Regions from separate parts of the Mus musculus genome. Here all the other regions are linked to region 3. The links are chromatin loops, found by intact Hi-C in ENCODE. Cell type or tissue: heart. All regions are shown on one strand.

Region 1 (8,000 bases), 100 kb before region 3:
TGCATGTGTAAAGGTCAGAGAATAATAACTTGGGTCAAGTCTGCCACATGGGTTCTAAGGGCTAACATAGGCTGTCAGAATTAGCAGCAAGTGCTTTTATCTGCTGAGCCATCTTGCCAGCCCTGTTTGGTTTTTCTCTTTTTAGACCTGGGGCCAGGTCCTCTGACATCTTCATTCTTTTGATTGTGCAGTGTTGGGACTTGAATCCAGAGCCTCATATATGTTAGGCCAGAGCTACACCCACCCTAGCCAGAGTCTTACCATTAATTAGGTCAGGATGCCTTTGGCCTCCATCCGCCTACCTCAGCCTCCAGAGCATTATGGTTATAGATGTGCACCACCGTATCTAACTATGGAGGACTGACTAAAAAAAATATCTTGGGCTAGTGAGATGGCTCAGTGGTTAAGAGCACCGACTGCTCTTCTGAAGGTCCTGAGTTCAAATCCCAGCAACCACATGGTGGCTCACAACCATTCATAACAAGATCTGACGCCCTCTTCCGGAGTGTCTGAAGACAGCTACAGTGTACTCACATGTAATAAAATAAAATAAAATAAATCTTTAAAAAAATATCTCTACAAACAAAATTAATTTGTTTCAAGGACATTTATCTGGAAAAAGAAACAGGGAAAGGAGAAGCAGCTGATTTCAGGAGGAAGATGACCACTTTCATTCTGAGCACCCTGGTTCTGGTTTGCAGTGACCCACGATGACTAGCCTGTCACTTTCCTTGCCACCTCCAGTCTCTGGTCAAAGTGCAGTTCTGAATGGAGGCTCTGAGGAGGACGTTTCCTGTCAAAGCTATTAATCATCAACTCTGAAGAACAGACGACGCTCTGATGGGAAAACCAGCACCCACAGAGCGTATGTTGTACATATGTTCACTTTACTCGGTGTCCCAAGTCCTGTGAGGCAGCTACTGCCGCCTCCAACTTACAAATGAGGAACCTGAGGCTCAGGGGAAACTCCCTGCTTTGGCAGCTAGCAAGAACTCAGTTGTGTTTTCCTGAACTGTACCATATCTCAAAGGCACCCCGAGGGCTCCGAAGGGTTTGTTTCAGGCATGAGTGCCACAGAGCTGCTGAAATGAACCATGGGAAATTTATTCCCTCACACTTCAGGAGTGCAGACACCTGCGACCAGAGTGTCAGGGGGGTTGGTTCCTTCTGAGGACTCTGCAGGAAATGGATTTCATGCTTCTCTCTGACCTTCAGGTCATACATACAGATGTGTCACTCTGCTGTCACTAGGCATTCACACAGACATCTCCTGAGGACAGTGGTCACGTTAGAATGAAGTTTGTTGTTGTTGTTGTTTTTGGTTTTTTGTTTTTTCATTTGGGAAGACAGAGTTTCTGTGTGTAGCCCTGGCTGTCCTGAAATTAGCTCTATAAACGAGGTTGGCCTCAGACTCATAGAGATCCACCTGTTTCTGCCTCTCAAGTGTTGGGATTAAAGGCAAGTGCCACCACTGCCTGGGGGCATTTTATTTTTTACATAGGCTGGTGAGATGGCTTACTGAGGAAAGGGTCTTGCCACCAAGCCAGATGACCTGAGTTTGATTCCTGGAACTCACGTGGTAGCAGGTAAGACCCATATCCGGTCAATTGTCCTCAGACCATCATGCATGTGCGTGTACAGCTGCACAACCTCGTCACAAATACATAAATGGATTTGAAATTGTAAAACTTCAAGGTAAATGCTGGAGAGGTGGCTCAGTTCAAAGGTAGCACTGCTCTTGCAGCGGACCGGAGTTTATTCCCAGCATCCACATCAGTGACTCCTGGACAGCTCTAACGTCAAGGGGTCCTATGGCCTCCTCAGACGCCTGCACTTTCGGTCACCCCTCACCCTACCCAACACGCATACACATTCATAATTTTAAAAGAATTTAAAAAATAAATATTTTTTAAAAGAGTTATTTATTTTATGTATATGAGTACACCATCTCTGTCTTCAGACACACCAGAAGAGGGCATCAGATCCCATTACAGATGGTTGTGAGCCACCATGTGGTTGCTGAGACTTGAATTCAGGACCTCTGGAAGAGCAGTCAGTGCTTCCAACCTCCAAGCCATCTCTCCAGCCCCCAAATCTTTTTTCTTTCTTTCTTTTTAAAGCTTCCAATTCAGAAAGAAATGACTGCCTTTTCACTCCAGAACTTACTATTTTCTGAGAGGTAACGGTTCAATTACATCCTTCAAAACAGATATATTGAATCGGAACTCCCAGTACCTCAGTAGGCAGCCTTATTTGAAAAGAAGGTCACTGGCAATGTCATTAGTTGAAATGACACGGAGGCTGAGGAATGGGTAGCTCTTGCCTAACACACATGAGGCTCTGGATTCAAGTCCCAGCACTACACAGTCAAAAGAATAAGACTGACAAGTGACCTGGGACATAGCTCCACTGTCTTAGGTGGCTGAGAGGAGAGGAGACCTTGAGCCCAGAAGTTCAAGGGTATCCTGGGCAACATCATAAGAGCCTATCTCAAAAACACTTCCTTCTCCCAAAATGAGATTACACAGGACTGGATCTGTGGCCACTCCAACATGGCTGCTGTTCTCATGAGATGTCCGTGTGAATGCCTAGTGACAGCAGAGTGACACATATGTGGAGGAGGTAGTCATCTGAAGGTCAGAGAGAAGCATGCATTTCCTGCAGTCCTCAGAAGGAACCAACCCTCCTGACACTCTGGTCACAGGTGTCTGCACTCCTGAAGTGTGAGGGAATAAATTTCCCATGGTCCATTTCAGCATCTCTGTGGTACTCAATGAAAGAATTCTGTATAAAATTTTGTGTTTTAAAAAATTTTGAGCAGGGTGTGGTGGCGCACGCCTTTAATCCCAACACTTGGGAGGCAGAGGCAGGTGAATTTCTGAGTTCGAGGCCAGCCTGGTCTACAGAGTGAGTTCCAGGACAGCCAGGGCTACACACAGAGAAACCCTGTCTCAAAAAACCTAAAAAGAAAAAAAAATTTGGAAGATTTTAAAATTGTCTTTATTTTTGTTAGATCCTTACATTCTGGAGACATCATTAAGATTCATAGAATTTCCATGAGTTTCCCTAACTAACCCTTTTTTTTTTTTTTTAAGACTAGGTCTTACTATGACAGCCCAGGCTGACCTGGAATTCATGCTTGAGTACAGGAATGTGTTACCACACCAGGCACTCTTTCTCTCTCTCTCTCTCTCTCTCTCTCAAATATTTATTTATTTATTTATTATATGTAAGTACACTGTCGCTGTCTTCAGAGACACACCAGAAGAGGGCATCAGATGCCATTACAGATGGTTGTGAGCCACCATGTGGTTGCTGGGATTTGAACTCAGAACCTCCAGAAGAGCAGTCAGTGCTCTTAACCGCTGAGCCATCTCTCCAGCCCCCAGGCTCTCTTAAGAATAACTTTTATTTTAGACTTATTAATTTGTGTATATGAGTGTTTTGCCTACATGTATGTCTGTGTGCCAAGTCTGTGCCTGGTGCCTGTGGAGGTCAGAAGAGGTTATTGGACATCCCCGGAACCAGAATTATAGATGGTTGTCAGCCACCATGTGGATGTTGTGAACCAAAGCCGGATCCTCCACAAGAGCAACAAGTACTCTGAACGGCTGAGCCTGTGAATAGCTTTTGTTGTTGATGCCTTTTGAGACAGAGTCATTTTTGTAGTCTAGGGTGGCCTCAAACTCATTACATAGCCTAGACTGGACTCAAACTCACAATTCTCCTCATGCTCCTAAGTGTGGGCATTATAGGTTAGCTACGACGTCTAATATAACCACAAACCCATTACTAGACCCTTTTCCACTCTTCTTCCTTAGCCCAGGTTTCATTCCCCACAGTTCACTCTGCCTTGGCAAGAAAATCTGTTGTCATTCCTCCTACGCCCCGCCCAAGTTACCTGGCAACAGCCAGGTAGGCCTGGCTTTGCTCTAAAAGGAACTGCTTGCCCTCTCTGACTCTTTTCTCTCTGACCCCTTTTCCCCTCTCTCCTCTTCTCCCTCCCCGTCCTCTTCAACGTGTACTGGGCCACCAGTTCGTTCGTGTTCTCTCTCTCTCTCTCTCTCTCTCTCTCTCTCTCCCCCCTTTCCCTGCCTCTACTCCCTTCTTAACTCCCCCCCCCCCCAATAAACTCTATGCCATACTGGAGCTGGGTACCTCGGAGAGGAGGGGATGCCTCAGGATGGGCACCTCACCACACCATACCGCGCTCCATAAAACACAACAATTGTTTTATAAAACATATCACAATAACTTTCCGATTCCTCTTTCTTGTCCTCAGGTTCTTCTACAGTCCAGCCTCACATTGGCTGCAAATGACCAATTTTCTTTTTTTCTAGAAAGCCCCTCTAATCTGACTTTGCAACTAAAAAACAAGCAACCTGCCCGACTTTTTCAACTGTTCCACTTCGCATTCCAAGGATCAAATGTGGCTCCAGACTCACCTCCCCCCATCCTTTTCAAACAGTCAAAAGTGCCCAGCGTCAAAGCGACCTCATACATTGGCCTTATCCCGTGCATCTCTCCCAGATACTCCTCCTCTCAACTCCGGACAGGGTTACATGTGTGCATATAGGCTCCCCACTGTCTGCTGTGTGTCTGGGAACCCAGAGGAGACTCGCCCCAAAACAGGATTAAACCTAGTCTACTCCTATGCATCTCGGCGATCCCGAACGGCCACACTTTCTCCAGAGACCATCAGCCATCAATTACTAGGAACTCCGTTGGCATTTCCCTGAGACTGTCGCTTTCGCCGGAACCCTTCTGCCCAGCCCCGGCCGAGCACTTTTTGTTGGAGCACACGAAACCGGAAGTTGAGGAGGAACACAGGCGTGGGAAAGAGCCTGGCGATGGCTTGGAGGACAAACCTTGCTTGCCTCATCAAGGCCGGAGGTAGGGTTCCTGAGCACGAGGTGGATTGCTTTCCAGTCACTAGCCTGTAACCGGGAGTGGTTCTCTTCTGCCCTGTGTCCGGTTGTCCAGCGTGGAGCTGTAGCGGAGCTGAGGGGCGTTCATGTCCCCCAGCCCCGGAGCCCGTCCGCTTTAATGGCCCGGGGTCCACGCGCGTGCGCCCCTTCCCGGGCCGGAGTAGCTCGCTTAGCCTCTGGCTGTGTCGTCTTCCTGTGGCCGCGCTGGGAGGATGACTTTACACTGTCTTATAAAGTTATCCATTGCACAATGTAGACTGCTTGCAAAAATACAGCCTTGTTAGCAATATTGAGAACCATGCAGAACAAAATAAACCGTCCCCACCACTTAGTTAATATCACCAGCCCCCGCTTGCCCCAGTCAGAGCTCCATGTTGCCCAAGCTGGCCTGCAACTCACTATGTAGCTAAATCCTGATCTTCCTGCTTCCATCTCCTAAATGCTAGGATTGCAAGTGAGGAACACCACTCCTGACCAGCTAAAACATTTATTATAAACGTATAAAGTTTAATTTCCTTTAGTTCCATCAGATGATAAACTAGTAAAAAATGGAACTGGAGATCAATCATAAGAGGCGATACAAAAAATCCTCATAATATTATAAATGCCATAAGTAGCAGACATTTGAAATAATTTTAATTAAAATTAAGTGGTTCTAGGTATAGAAACCAAGGCCTTGCCAGAAACTAGGTCCTATCTAACTGGCCCTTAACTTTTTTGATTGTTTTTACTTTAGCAAACAGTCTCATTGCCTGGAACACTGTACTAGACCAGTCTGGCCATGAACTCTCAGAGGTCTGCCTGGTTTTGCCTCCCAAATGCTGGTTTTGTTTGTTTGTTTGGTTTTTTTGAATCAGGGTTTCTCTGAGTAGCCCTGGCTGTCCTGGAACTCACTTTGTAGACCAGACTGGCCTTGAACTAAGAAATCGACCTGTCTTTGCCTCCCAAGTGCTGGGATTAAAGGCACGTGCCACCACTGCCTGGCTCAAATGCTGGTATTAAAGGTGGACTCTACTTATCCCGAGAAGACTACAATTTCTTTATTTTAATTAATTAAATTTTTGGAGATGAGGTCTCAGGTAGTCCAGACTGTCATAAAACTCTTGGAATCTGAATCTTGTATGGACTGCCCCTCAGGTGCTGAGGTTGTACATACGGAGTTACAGTGCCAGGCAACTACAGCTTCTTCCTTGAGACAGCGCCTCTGTGTAGTACTGGCTATCCTGGTGCAGCTGAATTACTATGAAGTCAAGGCCATCCTGGTCTTCATACTGAATTTGAGTATGAAGACTATCCAGTGACATCCTGTCTCAAAAAAGAAAACAACAACAAAAACCCCACAAACAAACCCAACCCTACCAATGATCAAAACCAACCAACCAACCAACCAAAAACCAAACAAACCCTCAAAGATAGATAACTGTAATTATTGTAAAACTACTCTTTATGTTTTGTTTGTTTTTCAATACAGAGTTTCACTGTGCAGTCCTGGTTGTCCCGAACTTCCTCTGTAGACCAGGCTGCCCTTGAACTCAGAGATCCTCCTGCTTCTGCCTCCCCAGTGCTGGGATTAAAGGTGTGCACAACTACAACCAGCTCTACACTCCTCTTAAAGACAATTCTCTGTGATAATATGGTCTGTGTGCAAGTCTGTATAACTGCACAAGCTTGGGTATTAACTGTCAAGGAGAACATTATAAGTCAAGTTTCCCTTTTAGGGAGGAGATGGTTTCCAGTCCCAGAGTACTCATCCCTGCCTCCAGTCCTAAATAACACCTGCTCTGTGAGGAAATCCACTGCACCTGAGAAACGTGTTGCCAGTGTTGCTGCTTGTGATACAGATGGAAAGGAGCCCGGGAATCCATTGGACAGGCTCTTCTCCCTGGAGCAGCAGGCTTCTATCTTACAAGTGCTGAATACAGCTTCTGATAAAGAACTGGAAGCTTTCAGGTTGCTTCGAGGAAGGAAGTCCGTCAATATTGTAGAACACAGAAAGAAGTTTGGGCCGTTTCAGAGGTTGGAGAATTTGATAGACGTGCCCTTGATCCAATATAAAACTGCTGTTGAAGTTTGTAACTCCATTCTCTGTCCGGAGAACAGACGGAGGAAAAAGTCACAGGAGAAGTGGCTGCTGAGAAAGTTCATCAAGCCAGGTGTAGAGCAAGAGAGACTTAAGGTACAGTCTCCCCTGACCACCACCCTTTGGGAACTTACTCTGGAAAGCAAAGCACCGTTCCCAGTGGTGGGTGAGAGACGAGGTTTTTGTTTTATTTCTAAGTGTGTGTGTGTGTGCGCGCTCGCGCACGTGCTCTCTTTTCTGTCTCTCTCTCTCTCCTAATCAAGAAAACTTTCAAGAGTCAGTTCTTTCTTTGTGCTGTGTGGGTTTTTGGTGGGCTTGGTTGCAAGTGCTCTAACCCTCTGATTCATCTCACCGACCCAAAATAAGATCCTTTAGAAGTCTAGATATACTCATATTACTGGGTGATTGTTGCACAAAATAAAAGGTACTGATAATTGCCAGGTGACCAGAGGGAATCCTTGTAAGGAAGGACTTGGGGAAAGTTTGCTCAACTTGGAAGAGAGGGATTAGGCTAGCGGGAAGAAGAGTTTCTGTATAGGAAACGGGAATGACTAAGTATCTCTACACAAGGCTTCGTTTTTATTATAATCACTTTAGTCCTTATTGTCACCGTGCCTTTGGCTTCCGAGTGCTGGCATCGATGGACTGGGCCACCACCACTTGGTTCCTGCTGAGCTTTCTAACTGGCCCCTATTTTTATTTTTTATTTTTTGAGGCAGGGTCTTATTCTGTTGTCCAGGCTGGCTCAACTTGGCTTAACTCTTAACCTGGATGGTCTCAGTCTTGTTTGCTGGCTCCCTATGCATACACTCACCCAGACACCTGTACAGCACATGCACATATACCACACACACATCCACACATCAAAAACAGTTCTAAGAATTAAAAACACCACACATCAAAAACAGTTCTAAGAATTAAAAACAATCAGTTGACCATGAATGGCTGTGTGCAAACGGTTTAGTAGTAGTGTTCATGCACAGTGAATCAGA
Region 2 (8,000 bases), 170 kb before region 3:
GGTCCAAGAAGACATCCTTTCACTGCACCGGTAGAGCAAGATGACTGAGCTAATACAACACGGAAACCAATCACCACTTCAGAGTCAATGAATGAAGTGGCCCTGCCTGGCTCAGGGAGGACACTGACAGAAACACAAAATAACAGAATGACCCAGAAGAATAGACTTGAAATTCACCATACCAGAATGGATGGCTGTTCCTTCTCTCTGCCTCCCCCACCTGCAACCATCTGAAAGCAAATGAAAACTAGATGTTTAAATAAGCATATTAAGAACTCAAATCACGAGCTGGAGCAATAGCTCAGCAGTTAAGAGCACCGACTGCTCTTCCAGAGGTCTTCAGTTCAATTCCCAGCAACCACATGGTGGCTCACAACCATCTCTAATGGGATCCAATGCCCTCTTCTGGTGTGTCTTAAGACAGCAACAGTGTATTCTACTCATAAGATAAATAATTCTTTTAAAAAACAAAACAAAACACAAAACCTCAAATCAAAATAACTTTTGTCTAATATCAGAAGAATAGATAATGAGCCAGATATATTTTAAAATAGTCTCTGACACACACTTACATACCATTTAGTCATTTAATTTTAAAATCTTTGTGTGTGTGTGTACTTGTGTTTGAAGATAGTATCTCACTATGTAGCCTAGACTTGCCAGAACTCACTAAGATAAGCCAAATTGGCCTTGAACCTGTGGTGATCTCCTCCCCCCTGGCTCCCCACTTGAGTGCTAGGATTACAAGTGTAAGCCCTAAATCTAGGATTTAAAATGCTACAGCTAGGCTAAAGGCTGACAAGTATTTACATTAACTCAAAAAGTAGGGCCTGTGTGACTGCTCAGCAGGTGAAGGCATTTACCTCAAAGCCTGACTACCAAAGTCCAATCCCCAGAACCCACATGGTCGAAAAGAACAAACTCCCACAAGCTCTCCTCAGACCTACACACCTACACCTACACACACGCACACATGCACGCACGCGTGCGTAAGAAGTAAAGCTCAGGCTGGGTGGTAGTGCACACCTTTAGTCTCAGCACTTGGGAGACAGGCAGGCAGATCTGAATTCGAGGGCAGCCTGGTCTACAGAATGAGTTCCAGGATACCAGGACAGCCAGGGCTATACGGAGAAACCATTTTTGAAAAACTGAAGGGGAAAAAAAAAAGGATTTACCTACCAAATACTACTCATTAAAATAACTGATATCCTATACTTCAATTAAGTATAACTATACTTCTAACATTTCAAACTGTGAAAGCATTTGTATAAGAGCTGAGGAGCTCACTTGGTGGAGTGCTACCTAGCAAGCACTAAGCCTTGATACAAAGCACCACAAAAACTAAGCAGGGTGGGACAAACCAGCAATCCTGGCCTTTGAGGTACAGCTGGAGGACCAAAAGTTCCAGGTCACTATACAACCACTTCCCAGGCAGCCTAGCAAACTTAGTATTTTACCTTAATGAGAAAAGGGTAGAGAGGGGAAAAAAGAAGAAGGGGATGGAAAATATATACATGTGATACGGTTTATTTAGTTGTTTAGTTGTTTGGTTGGGCTTTTTCAAAATAGGGTTTCTCTGTGAAACCATGCTAGCTGTCCTGGAACTCACTCTGTAGACCAGGCTGGCCTCGAACTCAGAAATCCACCTGCCTCTGCCTCCCAAGTGCTGGGATTAAAGGTGTGTGCTACCACGCCCGGCTTATAGTTTGCTTTCTTAATAGTAGTAGATGGCCTAACGCTTTGATGCCAACCTTACCCTATATCTACGCTATACTGTAGATTGAGCAGAAGTTCTTACATGTAAGGCAAGTGCCCTACCACTAAGCTACACACGCTAGTCCTTGAAAATTTTTGATTAACCATCCTCCTACTTCAGACTCCTGAGTAATGGCTCACAGATGTGTGCCAACCACATGGTTGGCACCATCCTCTTAGGAAAAAGCAGGGTCTCCTTCAAAAGCTAAGGCTTTCTCTTATAACTTGCTCCCTGTGGTCAGAAAACCCACACAGAGTTGTTCCGATTCTCTAGCTGGCTTTCAGGACTACATGACATACTTTTTCTAACAAATTTTAAACTTCTGCATATTCCTAAGTAATACTGTTAAAGTTAATGTAAAATGTCCTACGGTGCCACTGAATCTGACATATGTACAGCACTTCTTTTTTTTTTTTTTTTTTTTTTTTTTCGAGACAGGGTTCTCTGTGTAGCCCCGGCTGTCCTGGTACTCACTTTGTAGCCCGCCCCCCTCCCCACCCCCCCAGTGCTGGGAATTAAGGCATGCGTCACCACGCCCAGCATGTATAGCATTTCTACTCAGTCTATACACTAATGCTGTATCATCGGTTCCTATATTGAACACCAAATCCAAAATATCTTTTTTACAAATTGAGTTTTAAAAAGCATTAGACTTTTAGAAAATACAATTAAGGGGTCACCTGCTCACTTTCCCTAATTTTCCCCCAAATGTATCAGCACCAACCATGCCTTAAATAATGTCTTCCTTTACTGTTAGAGAACTTGATGCAAAAGAAAGAGTAAGATACCATTATAAATAAGGCCAAAAACCCATAACTGAAAATAAAAAAGCAAACTATGCTTCACGGGAGCTTAGTTCCCAATTTTGACTAGAGTTCTCCCAAAAGCTGCTACAGCTACACGGATCAACAGTCCACAGTCGTTTCCTCCCCTCCCGCCCCTTTCTGAGGCCAGCAGACTTGGGGCTGCAGTGGTTAAAAGCAGAAAACCCAAGTCTGGTGGCTCAAACCACCTGTAACTCTAGCTCCGAGGGATCTGACTTGCTCTGTCTGGGCCCTAAGAGCACACCCTACCCCACCCCCCCAAAATTGTTTTTTTTTTCTTAATATGTACACTTTCCTCCTTAGGAATGTATCACAGCGACCTAGAGAGGCTACTTAAAGATATAATTGAGTGGTTTATAATAGAATGCTTCAAATCAGCAATGGCAAAACATGAACTAATGAACCCCTCTTTTTAACTTAGTTGCCATGATTAAGTCATGTACCTCGCAGTAAGATCAGAAATCCCTGCTCTATACTGCATTCCTATCAGCCAGCAAAAGCGTTGTTTTTGTTGTTTTGTCTTCTTTACCAGGAAAAAAGTGAGATCTATCTTTAAAGAGCATGGGAACATGTGCCTGTTCGGAAGCCCTATATGCCTGCTCTTATTAAAAGAACTACTACAGAACTATGGAATGTCTAACAAGGAGCGAAAATTAAGACTTTTAGGGTAACAATCGCCCCATCTAAAGATCCCTCCCTAGTTAAGTATCGTTCACTCAATACTCATATTATTAACTTGAAGGAGTTTGTTCGACACAAGTACGGCAAAAAAAAAAAAAAAAAAATCTAATTTTTAAAAAATCCCGCTATCTTAAGCTCTTTTTTTTCTTCTTGGTGCTGGAGACTGAATCCAGGTTTTTATGCATGCTAGAATTCTACTACTGAGCTACTTACTCAAGCAAGCCAACGCTCTCTCTTAATGCCCATGCACAGTAGCAGTGAAGGCAGCAAGTGAAAAAAAAAAAAAAAAAAAATTCCAGAGACCTGACCTTGCTCCCAAGTCGACTACTTCTGCACTCCTCCTCCCCCTAGTGTCCCCCGCCAGCCGGTTCCCGCAGTCCCAAGTGCTCAGTCTGCCTGTTCCAACATCTGCCTGGCAATGAGTGACTGACAGGCGACCAGAGGGTCGGACGGGAGGTGGCCCGACAAACGCTGAGGCCCAAGAGGAAAGAACTCGAGGAGGTGGTGGCGACGGCGACAGCTTTCGCAGCGAGAGGACCGGGCGTTAGGGACTGAAGGGGGACAAGGCCTGCGAGGAGCAGAGGGCCACGGTAGGGAAGAGCAAAGGGGCTGGCAGGCTTGGAGAGGGCACCCGGGCTGCGAGGCCGGGCAGGGCGCGGACTCACGTTCTCCCACCAGCAGGATCCTCACGTCTTTCTTCATGTCGGAGGCTCGCAGGGGCCGCACTCGGCCCGCACGCATGGAGCGCACGCCTCACGCCGGGAGCGTCCAGCCCGTGGCGCCGCTCTCCCCGCGATACCGCCGCTCCCTGCCAGCCTTAGCGGCCTCTGCGCCCGAATCTCGGCCGCCAGGACCTGCCGCACCGACTCCTCCTCTACCGCTCCGCTTGGGAGCCGGGGCAAGCCAGCTCCGCCTCCTCCGGCTCCGCGGACGCGGGCGGCGGCGGCGGCGAGGACGACGGCGGGCGGCGAGGGACAAGAGCTTTCGGAACCTCAACGCTCTCGTATCTTGAACAGCGCCCCTGCAGGAAGGCAGACGGTAGCGCAAAACCCCGGAGGTTTGCCTGCCACAGTCTGAACACTGCCAGAGGATGTAAGTGACAGATTCCTTGGTCAGAACAGTCAGAGCCCACTTGTTTTACAGAACAAGAACAGAAGAGTCCAGGGTCACGCAGCAGGAGCTTGGTCGTGAATCGGAGATTTCTTCACTAAACGATAATGTCCAGGAGGGCAAGAGACCTGCCTACCTGGTTTTCAGCTGTGTTCACACTGTTGGACTTACCTTTCAAAAATGCTTTATTGAACAAGGTTACTGGCTCCCAGGGTGTGAACACTCCCCAGAGCCCATCACCTGTTTTCCCCCCCTCAAAATGTATTATTCTGTATATTTGTGTATGACACGTGCGTTTGAGTATCTTCCATGGTGAGTATGTGGCGGTCAGAGGACAGTCCTCAAGAATTGGTACTTGGCTGACATTATGGCACAAGCCAGCTCTTAGAGGCACTTTGGATCCAGGGGTCAAACTCAGGTCATCAGGCCTGAACAGAAAGCACTTTTACCCGAGACTATATCACAGCCCAAGAAATTGCTTAAAAAAAAAAAAAGGCCGACAACCGGGCTTTTTTTTCATGGTGGCGCACGCCTTTGATCCCTGCACCGGGGAGGCAGAGGCAGGCAGATTTCTGAGTTCGAGGCCAGACTGGTCTACAAAGTGAGTTCCAGGACAGCCAGGGCTACACAGAGGAACCCTGTCTCGAAAAACCAAAAAAAAAAAAAAAAAAAAAAAGTAGGGCGTGATAGCTCATGCCTGTAATCCCAGCATCTGGGAAGATGAAGTAGAAGGATTGCCATGAATCTGAGGCCAGCCTGGGCTTTAGGGTGAGACCTAAGGAGCCATGGTATTTCAAACCTGAAAGTGGTGGTGGCAAGAAGATTAAGCCATCAAAGCTATTCTTATCCACACATAGATATTTCATGCCCACCAGGCGGTGGTGGCACACGTCTTTAATTCCAGCACTTGGGAGGCAAAGGCAGGAGATTTCTGAGTTCGAGGCCAGCCTGGTCTACAAAGTGAGTTCCAGGACAGCCAGGGCTATACAGAGAAATCCTGTCTCAAAAAACAAACAAACAAACAAAAAAACAGACAGACAGAAATAGAAGGAAACCCTTTCTTAAAAAGTGCCTGGGAAAGCTGGTGTGGTGATATAAACCATCCCAGTATTCAAGAGGTTGAAGCAGGACCACTAGTTGAGAGCCAACCTGAGTTACCCAATGAAACCCTGTCTCAAACAAGCAACAAAACCCCACTCCGTGATACAACAGGGGGTGAAGGCACACCTCTTGTTCACAGGGAGATGTCCCTAGGACGGTAGCTGCAAAGAAGATTACAGGACTCTAGAGGACTCATGGCCCCTCTGCCTGTTTCTTCTCTACCAAATGAAGATGTCAGACCCTTCCTTGCATAAATATTTGGAGCAACCTCATGAAGTAATATTTAAATGTTCCACTATTTTCTGATGGAATCACCACCAGATAAACCCACTATAAACAGAAATCTAGTAATCTAGTAACCTTCCAAGCACCACATTTAAATAACACAGTAGTTTATCTTCCTGATCACACAGCTGAGAGACACTTGCTGCTGCTGTCCTGCCTATTACTAGCCCAGAAAGGCATCAAAAATTGTGAAATACAATTCTATTAACCATGTTATCACTTTGGCACTATGATACATTTTAGCCAAAAGATAGAGAAACAATTGACACTACTATAGATTTCTTTTTTAATATAGCTGGAAGTGGTGACAGGTGCCTTTAATCCCAGTACTCAGGAGGCAGAGACAGGCTGATTTCTTAAAAGAGTTCTACTCCAGGGTCTGGGAGAGATGGTTCAATGGTTAAGAGCACTGCCTGCTCTTCCAAAGGTCCTGAGTTCAACTCCCAGCAACCACATGGTGTTTCACAACCATCTATACCAGGGTCTGATGCCTTCTTCTGGCATGCAAGTGTATATACAGGTAGAGCACTCATACATAAAATAAATAAAAATGTTTTTAAAAAAGAAAAAAAAATAGTTCCATCCCAGCCAAGACTACATAAAGAGACCTTGACTCAAAACAGGTCAGCAATAATAAATAAATAGTCAAATCACAGTAAGTCAGAGATTGTGCTTTGTATCTGAATAATGTATCATACAGAATTTTAGCTGGGGATATCTCCCATGCCATTAATCTCAGCACTCAACAGACAGGGGCTGGCAGATCTCTGTGAGGTTAAGACCAGCATGATCTATAGAGCAAGTTCTAGGACAGCCAGGGCTACACAGAGAATCCATCTCTTGAAAAACAAAAACCAAAAAAAAAAGATGTGTTTATTTAGTGTGTGGTGCATGTGTGTGTGTGTGTTTAATGCAAACACATACCCCTTCTCATGCTATTGGAAGTCAGAAGCCTTCCTCCATCACTGTCCACCTTGGTTTTGCTTGAGAGAGGGTCTCTCACTAAAGCTAGAACTCACTGATACGGCTAAACCGCCTGGCCAGCAAGCCACTCAGGATTTGCCTGTCTCTACACCCCTGCACCCTCCACCGTCAGCACACACACGTGGCACTTTTTATGTAGGTGCTGAGAATCTGAACTCAAGTCTTTACTTCTTTACCCACTAAGCCATTTTCCAAGGCCCAAAACTTTTCTTTAAAAAAAAAAAAAGTTACACAAAGACCAGATCATTAATCACAAAGGCCTTTTGAAAAAGAGCAAGCATTTGGGCAACTGCCACCTCAAGCCACACTCTGTAGTGGGTCATGACCCAAGGAGCTCGATGCACCGCTGCATTTGAGAGCAGCATTAATTCAAATTTTGCAGGGCTCCCACAGGAGAGGGAAGCCTTCATGGTATTGTAGATGTGTGCTATCTAAAAGCTTTGACATTTTTATCAAGGGAAAAAGTCTGCTAGGCAGGGATCTAAGGAGAAAAAGATCTGGGAAGACATCAGAGATGTTACTATGAAGAAGCACTTTGTAAATAACACTTACTTTAAAATCCAAGCAGACGGGCCAGAGAGATGGATCAGCAGCTAAAAGCACTGGCTGTTCTTGCAAAGACCCAAGTTTGACTCCCAGCATCCACATGGTTGCTCACAGTGGTCTGTAGCTCCAGTTTCAGGTGATGTAGTGCCTTCTGGCCTCTGAAGGCACTGAACATGCACATAGTACACAGCCAAAAGAACCCACACACATAAAATAAAATAAAATAAAATAAAATAAAGTAAAATAAAGTAAAATAACAATCCAAGCTGAATGTGTGTAATCACAGCACTCAAGAGGCTGAAGCTGGAGGCTTGTGAGTTTAAGGTCAGCCTGGCGTCCATATTGTCTCAAATAAAACAACAAAAATCCAGACCCCCAGGAAGGAAGCAACAGCAAGCAATTGCTGTTTTTTTTTTTTTTAAGATTTATTACTTTACCTAATAAAAATGGAAAAAAAAGATTTATTACTTATTTTATATATGAGTGCTCTATCTGCATGTATTCCTGCATGCCAGAAGAGGACATTAGATTCCATTACAGATAGTTTTGAGCCACCACGTGGTTGCTGGGACTTGAACTCAGGACCTCTGGAAGAGCAGCCAGTGCTTTTAACCGCTGAGCCATCTGTCCAGCTCATTAGCAAGCAATTTCACCTGGCGATATTTATGGATGAATACAAATCAAGGCCAGCACTTTGTTAAAGGAGAAAGAAG
Region 3 (8,000 bases):
CCAGCATCTGTGACAGCCAGTGTTAGCATCTTTTTACTGGAGTGTGACACAGAGAGGGCAGAGGTCTGCATTCCTCAAGGTGAAGCTACTTTTGGAAGAACACAGCAGTGTTAGCAGGTCACGTGTGCACAGCAGGCCCCATGCATCTTTCCTCAGCCGTGCACACGGGCTGTGTGCAGTGTTATAGTCAGTGTGATGTCAGGTTGAGAACTGGTCTTTTAGTGGACCAAGGAAATAAAGGATAAATACTTGACCTATTTTTTTTAAACTTAAATTTCTGTAAAATATTTATTTGACTTACTTAATATGTAAAAAAATCGTGGTCTTGTTATACCAGCATACATATAATTTTTAATGTGAATTTTTGTTTGTTTTTTATCAATAGTAAAAAAAAAAAGTGGAAAAGCAAGTGTGGTATTTTTGTAAGATAATTTATTTGGGGATTCATGTTCCCTTTCGACAATCATGACTTTTCCTCCCGTTTTATGTATAAGTAAGTGCCCTTCTCATGTTAGAGGTTCTAGAGTGCCGTATCCAGCCTTATGAAACAAAATAAAAAATGAAAAATTAACAGAATGTATTTTGTGGTTTTTTGTGAGTATAATGAATCCAATCTTAATATACTTTTCATTAGAAATTTAATAGAAAATAAAAGCCAGCACTGGGGAGGCAGAGGCAGGCGGATTTCTGAGTTCGAGGCCAGCCTGGTCTACAGAGTGAGTTCCAGGACAGCCAGGGCTGTACAGAGAAACCCTGTCTCAAAAAGTCAATCAATCAATTAATCAATCAATCAAATATCTTCATCTACCTTATTCTATTTGGGATTTTCTGTTTGCACACTGCACACTCGTAAAACAGTTTCTTCGGAAAACATTGCGATTATCTGTAGTTGATTTTTTTCTTTCTTTTTTTTTGGTTTTTGGTTTTTGGTTTTTGGAGATAGGGTTTCTCTGTATAGCTCTGGCTGTCCTGGAACTCACTTTGTAGACCAGGCTGGCCTCGAACTCAGAAATCTGCCTGCCTCTGCCTCCCGAGTGCTGGGATTAAAGGCATCCAGGGCTACACAGAGAAACCCTGTCTTGGAAAAAAAAGAAAAGAAAAGAAAAGTTTTTTTCTGGTTCCAGGCATCTTTCTTAGCTGTTATTATAACTTGAAAAGGCTGCTTATCTGTTGTTTACATCCTGTATCTCATCTCACACCCAGCATGGTGCCTTACACGTAAACACATGGCTAATACATGTTATAATATCTAAGTAATATATGTTATATAAATATATAAATAATACACATTTTATATATAAATATGTAAATACATGTTATAATATATACATGGAGATGAAGCATTTTTCTCCACATGTCTTCATCTCTCTCTTTATTAAATGTATGTTTAATGTGTGGGATTTTTTTTTTGTGGTCTCTATGTACCCCTGACTAGCCTGGAACTCAGTATATAGACTAGGCTGGCCTTGAATTTAGAGATCTTCCTGGCTCTTGATTCATTCTCTCTCTCTCTCTCTCTCTCTTTCTCTCTCTCTCCTTCCCTCCCTCCCCCTCTCCCTCTCCCTCTCCTCTTCTCTTCTTTTCTTTCTGTTGAGACAGGGTTTCTCTATGTAGTCCTAGCTGTCCTAGAACTGGCTCCATAGACCAGGCTGGCCTGGAATGCAGAGAACTGCATGCCTCTGCCTCCAGAGTGCTGGAATTAAAAGGTGTGAGGGCCCCCATCCCTGATTTTTTACTTTCTAAAAACAATTGCATCTTTTTTTTTTCTTTTGGTTTTTCGAGACAGGGTTTCTCTGTATAGCTCTGGCTGTCCTGGAACTCACTCTGTAGACTAGGCTGGCCTCGAACTCAGAAATCTGCCTGCCTCTGCCTCCTGAGAAACAATTGCATCTTAAATTTAAACTTATTGCCTGTATGCAAAACTAAATTTGAATGAAAAAAAATTTTTTTAATTTTTCTTTGTTTTGTTTTTTTGGGGTTTTTGGTTGGTTGGTTTTTTGAGACAGGGTTTCTCTGTGTAGCTCTGGCTGTCCTGGAGCTCACTCTGTAGACCAGGCTGGCCTTGAACTCAGAAATCCGCCTGCCTCTGTCTCCTGAGTGCTGGGATTAAAGGAGTGCGCCACCACGCCCGGCTAGCCACCTTTCTTATACAGCCAGGATCTCACAGCTCATAGTGGGCTGAGCCCTCCTACATTTGTCAGGATCAAGACAGTTCCTCGGTTGTGATTCCCTCTTCCTGGGTCTCTGTGAATTGATGGAAATTGTCCCTAGAGAGGATCAAGCTGGCTTTATAATCTGGCTGACTGATGGCTTCAAACTGGAGCAGTCATAGTCCAGTCTGTTCATACTGAAGTGAGATGCGATGCTTATTTACATTGTAGTTGTACTTCTTTAAGGAGGGCATCAGCAAAATGCAGTTAGTTTGACAAACTCTGGGCCAAGTGTGGTGGGTGCACTGCCACCAGAATTAGAACTTAGAAGACACCCTGTTCTACATAAGAAAATCTGCTCTCTTCTCTGGGCTTCCTGTTTCTCTTTGTCGTTCTGTGTGAATGAGAGGTTTTCCTGTGAATGGCCCCTGTCTTCATTCTCTGTGTACTCAGCTCTTTATACTTAATGAGTTTGTCTTTACAGATCTTCGTATTTTCATTCGCCTAGGTAAAATGTTCTAGATATGGACTCTAGGGAGTTTGTAGTGATTACTTGGAGCTTTTGATATCTCAGAATCTCACATAGTAAGAAGAGCTAGCCAGGTGCAGTGGTGCACAGCTTTGATCCCAGCATTGGAAGGCATGGACTGGCGGATCTCTGAGTTTGAGACCAACCTGATCTACAAAGAGAGTTCCAGGAGCATGAGGAGGACGAGGAACTAAGGTGTAGGGTGTAGCTTGATTGCTAGAGTGCTTGCCTGGCATCTGTGAAGCCCTGGGTTTGATTCCCAGTACTTCATGAACCAGAATGACAGGAGCAAGCCTGTAATCCCAGCACTCAGGTAGATGAAGGTGGAGGATCAGATAAGGTCAATCTGGGGAACATTCCTGGGAGAGGAACAAGACGGGAGCAAGCCTGGAATGCTACTCCGTGAGGGGAGAGTAAGAGAGGCCCCCCACCGCCCCCAAAAAAATCCAAACAGGTAAAGGAAAACACTTGCCACTAAGCCTGCCTGGCACCCTAAGTTCCATCCATGGGACCTACATGGTGAGAGGAGAGAATGGGCTCCCCGGAATTGTCCTCTGACCTCTACACATGTGCATATACACAAATAAATGAAATAGAGTGACTACATAGATGTAAAATTATATAGGTGACACTGAAAGTCTGTGGCAGGGGATTCCCGTGAGTCACAAATCCAAGTTGTTAGAGAGGAACCATAATTGCTGCAAGACCTGTGTGATCTTCGTGTCTCCGCAGGAAGAGGAAACTGAAGATGAGCAGACATGAGAACAGGAGGAACCCCAAATCGTCAGCAGATGCTCCCTGGAAAGCACCGCGGAGTAGTTTGGAAATAGTAAAATTTAGGGGACTTCCCACCAGTGTTGATTGAGCATGAGGCCCCATGGGTGTCTCCAGTGCTCGGGCTACCCCTAGAGCTGGTTGCTGGTGTATGCCAGGGTCCCAGCAAGTCGGAGGTCAAGGCAAGGGAATCTAGAATTTCCTGCCCAACACAGGCCAAACAGTGAGGCCCTGTCTCAAAAAATACAGGGACTAGTAAGGTGATTCTAGTTAAGAGCACCTTAAATTGCTCTTGCGGGGCCGGGCAGTGGTGGCACATGCCTTTAATCCCAGCATTTGGAAGGCAGAGGCAGAAAGATTTCTGAGTTCGAGGGACAGCCAGGGCTACACAAAGAAACCCTGTCTCGAAAAAAAAAAAAAAAGCAAATAAATAAATAAAAACCCCACCAAAAACAAAAACAAAACAAAATGCTCTTGCAGAAGACGTGGGCTCAGTTCACCTCAGGCAAGTCAGTTAACTCCAGCTGTAACTCCAGCTCCCGGAGATCCACTGCCCTCTTCTGGCCTCTGTGGGTATCTGCATTCACAAACGTGCCAATGCACACAATTAAAAGTAAAAACAGGCTACCGGGAGCTTCAGTGACTTATTAGGATTCAGATCTCAGAAACTGATGTAAAAGCCAACTGTACTGCAAACATGTTAGCCAGGGCTCCTCCAGGGCCAGCCTGCCCAATGTACCCAGCAGAGAAGCAAGAAGACCAAGTCCCTAGCAAGGTATATGGTGGGACTGACACGGAGGCTGTCCTATGACCTCAATGTGCACACATAGAGATGTGTGAGCACACATGATTTCACTCTGTACACACACACAGAAAAGCTGTTAAGGTCATGGTTACCATGACCACAGCAAACAGCAAATCAAATCTGGAAGAAAACAAGACTGAATGATCACATCTTCAGAAAGCCACAGTCCGGCTGAGCCACCCTGGCTACTTGCCATTCCAGTGTGAGGAGCTGAGTTTAATGTTCAGCATCTGTGTAAAGGCCAAGCGTGGCGGGGACAGAAAGGATACCTAGATTTCCTCAGACAGTCAGTGAACCCAAGCCAGGAAGCTTGGATCAGCTAGCGATCATACCTCAAAAAGCAGGTGGCATAGTTGAGAAAGACTCCTTAATGTCCACCTTTTTCTACACGCATATACACGTGCACACACGTTTACATGGATACAAATATAAGTCAATGGATACTTTAAATGATAAGGCTCTAGACCATACTAAATCTGTGACGTGAGCAGATTGGATGGGCTCTCTCTTGCGTTGGTTTGAGAGTGTTGAATCCCCTGGAACTGGAGTTATAGACAGTTGTGAGGTGCCATGTGGGTGATTGAACCCAGGTCCTCTGGAAGAGCAGCCAGTGCTCTGAACCACCGAGTCACCTCTCCAGCCCCTGGATGGACTCTATCGTTCTCTGCCTTGTTCCTTTGAGGCAGATTCCCTCCCTGAACCTGAAGCTCCACTGATCTCTCACGGTCCTGGGGTTACAGGCATAGGAGGTCACACAGGGCTTATGTGGATGCTGAGATCCACACTCCAGTCAAGGGTTGTGCGGCCAACATCCTTAGCCTTTGAGCTGTCTCTCCAGCCCCCACGTATTAGACCTTGTAGCTGATGATAGTCCTGCAACAGAGAGGTGTTAGGGAAGGGAAGGCCTGCCTATTCCTAGAGAGGATTCTAAAAGGATCCTAAAGGCACTCTTCAGTGGCCCACAGCTGGGGCTGAAGGCAGCTTCCTCTTGCTGGGTGTAGCTTTGTTGACACTTCAGTAGACCACAACTAAAGTACTCACGCTCTTAGGCATCTGCTGCATCACACCATGATGGGTACTGGATTCTGGACTAAGGTGCCAATCTTCTAGGTTGTCACTCTAGGTTGTCTGCTTCTGAGCTGGGCTGTCATTCAGCAGTACAGACCTCTAGTATAGCAAAGGGCTGTGTGTAAGCCTCACTGTCATACAAAGTATTTCAGCTAGGGCTGGAGATAGGGCTGAGCAGTTGAGGGCACTGACTGTTCTTCCACAGGACCCAGGTTCAAATACCAGCACTTAACATGGCAACTGGAAGCAGTCTAGAAGGCCAAGATTTGATGCACCTTTATGTAGGCATGTGTGCAGGCAAAACACCAATGCACATAAGATGGAAATAAATCATTCTTTTAAGATTTATTTATGTGAGTACACTGTAGCTGACTTCAGTCACACCAAAAGAGGGCATCAGATCCCATTACAGATGGTTGTGAGCCACCATGTGGTTGCTGGGAATTAAACTCAGGAACTTTGGAAGAGCAGTCAGTGCTCTTAACCGCTGAGCCATCTTTTCAGACCCATCGTTTTTTTCCCCTACCTGAGACAGGGTTTCTCTGTGAAGCCCTGGCTGTCCTGGAACTCACTCTGTAGACCAGGCTGGCTTTGAACTCAGAAATTCATCTGCCTCTGCCTCCCAAGTGCTGGGATCAAAGGTGTGAGCCACTGCCTGGGCATCTTTTTTTTTTTAACGGTCCTCTCTACTTGAATGTCTTCAATACCATTCTGACAGAGCTATTGAGCACAGTTAAGTGTTTTTTGTTTGATTATTTGTTTGTTTTGTTTGTGGGTTTTTTGTTGTTAATTAGGGGGCTGGAAGATGGTGCAGCAGTTAAGAGCACTGGCTACTCTTCCTGAGGACCTGGGTTCAATTCCCAACACTGACATAGTGACTCACAACTGTCTGTAACTCTAGGTTCCAGGGATCAGTCACCATTATCTGGCCTGTTTGGGGAGCTAGGCATGTATATAGCACACAGACATATATGTAGGCAAGGCACCCATACACATGAAATAAAAATTAAAGTTAAAAAAAAAACATTATAACTGAAGCTACAGCTCAGCAGCTGTCTGTAACTCCAGCTCCAAGGGTCCCCTTGGACCATTTCTAACTTCTGTAAACACATGTCTACACATCATACATTTATCATACATCATACATGTATGCTACCATATAACACGTACATGTATGCTACCATATAACACTTACATGTATGCTACCATATAACACATACATGTATGCTACCATATAACACATACATGTATGCTACCATATAACACATACATGTATGCTAACACATACATGTATGTTACCACATATGATTAAAATTTTTTTCTGTTTTTTTCGAATGATTAAAAATCTTAAAGTAAGTTGGGTGATGGTGCACGCCTTTAATCCCAGCACTTGGGAGGCAGAGGCGGGCAAATTTCTGAGTTCGAGGCCAGCCTGGTCTACAAAGTGAGTTCCAGGACAGCCAGGGCTACACAGAGAAACTCTGTCTCGAAAAACCAAAAACAAAACTTAAAGTAAAAGAAAACATTTGCGGGTAGTGGTGGCACATACCTGTAATCCGAGCACTCCGGAGGCAGAGGCAGGTGGATTTCTGAGTTCAAGACCAGCCTGGTCTACATAGTGAGTTCCAGGACAGCTAGGACGCCACAGAGACACCCTGTCTCAAAAATAAAATAAATTAAAAGAAAACAGGTTTTTTTAAAAGCAACCATAGAGAATTGGCTGTCAACTGACATTAAGTGACCTGAGGCTGTGCATGATGTTGCTAGTTGACCATGAACGTCTCATCTTTAGAGATATATTATGATGTCGGACAGATGGCTCGGTGGCTAAGAGCACTGGCTACTCTTGCTGAAGACCTGGGTTTAGTTCCCAGCACCCACGTGGGAGCCAACAATTCTCTGTAACTCCTGTTCCAGGGGATCTGACCTCTGTCTACAGCACATACATACATACATACGCAAACTCAAAATTTAAAATATATATTGGCCAGATAATGGTGGTGCACATCTTTAATCCCAGCACTTGTGAGGCAGAGGCAGCTGGATTTCTGTGAGTTCCAAGACAGCCTGGTCTAAAGAGTGATTTCCAGGACAGCAGGGCTACACTGAAAAACCCTGTATCAAAACAAACAAAACGGGCTGGTGAGATGGCTCAGTGGGTAAGAGCACCCGACTGCTCTTCCGAAGGTCCAGAGTTCAAATCCCAGCAACCACATGGTGGCTCACAACCATCTGTAACAAGATCTGACGCCCTCTTCTGGAGTGTCTGAGGACAGCTACAGTGTACTTACATATAATAAATAAATAAATCTTTAAAGACAAGTCTGTGTTGTTGTCCTTCTCAGTTCTGGCCTGGTACCTTGGAAGGAATGAAGGCAGGCAGATTGAGCCTCTGATACGCTGGAGGTTGGTGTGAGAGATGAGAAGACCTAGAGAGGCATCCCAGCTTCTTCCAGCCTCTGTGAATTTCTCAATTTCTTGTATGTGGCCCTGTGACTCCAGTCATTGCCTGTGTCTGTAAATGGTGGGTGCTCACTCTGCTTGCCCATATGTATGTGATATCATCTCTGTAGAGGCCAGAGGGGTTAAAAGTGGGCCCTGGAGATGGAACTCACATTACCAGGCTCAGCAGCAAACACCTTTACCCACTGAGCCATCTCAAATGCCCTTTCTG

Evidence for each region. Peaks named below come from ENCODE experiments on the same cell type or tissue, not always from the same donor. Only the 100,000 strongest peaks of a DNase experiment are listed, where the experiment ranks them.
Region 1: a loop joins it to region 3, with 2.3 times the contacts of the local background. A loop is called at or near these places in 11 of 42 quality-filtered maps.
Region 2: it touches region 3 in a loop (2.6-fold over the local background); 7 of 42 quality-filtered maps call a loop at or near these places.

What each region holds. Positions count from the first base shown.
Region 1 is chr11:80,138,970-80,146,969 of GRCm38, reverse strand. It overlaps Tefm (transcription elongation factor, mitochondrial), which reads left to right and starts at 4,817. Exons shown (of 4, transcript NM_183275.2): 1 at 4,817-4,893; 2 at 6,647-7,104. The coding sequence starts at 4,851. In heart, no CTCF peak of the experiment used is centred here; DNase peaks (open chromatin) are centred at 889 and 4,869; H3K4me3 peaks cover 2,165 bases; H3K27ac peaks cover 1,827 bases.
Region 2 is chr11:80,205,250-80,213,249 of GRCm38, reverse strand. Rhot1 (ras homolog family member T1) reads right to left here and starts at 4,199. Exons shown (of 19, transcript NM_021536.8): 1 at 3,927-4,199. The coding sequence starts at 4,002. In heart, CTCF peaks have their summits at 3,594 (motif pointing left) and 4,283; a DNase peak (open chromatin) is centred at 4,209; H3K4me3 peaks cover 2,315 bases; H3K27ac peaks cover 1,135 bases.
Region 3 is chr11:80,039,069-80,047,068 of GRCm38, reverse strand. It overlaps Crlf3 (cytokine receptor-like factor 3), which reads left to right. Exons shown (of 8, transcript NM_018776.2): 8 at 1-576. Among named protein-coding and RNA genes, the nearest start is that of Crlf3, 38 kb to the left of the region's middle. In heart, a CTCF peak has its summit at 4,017 (motif pointing left); no DNase peak of the experiment used is centred here.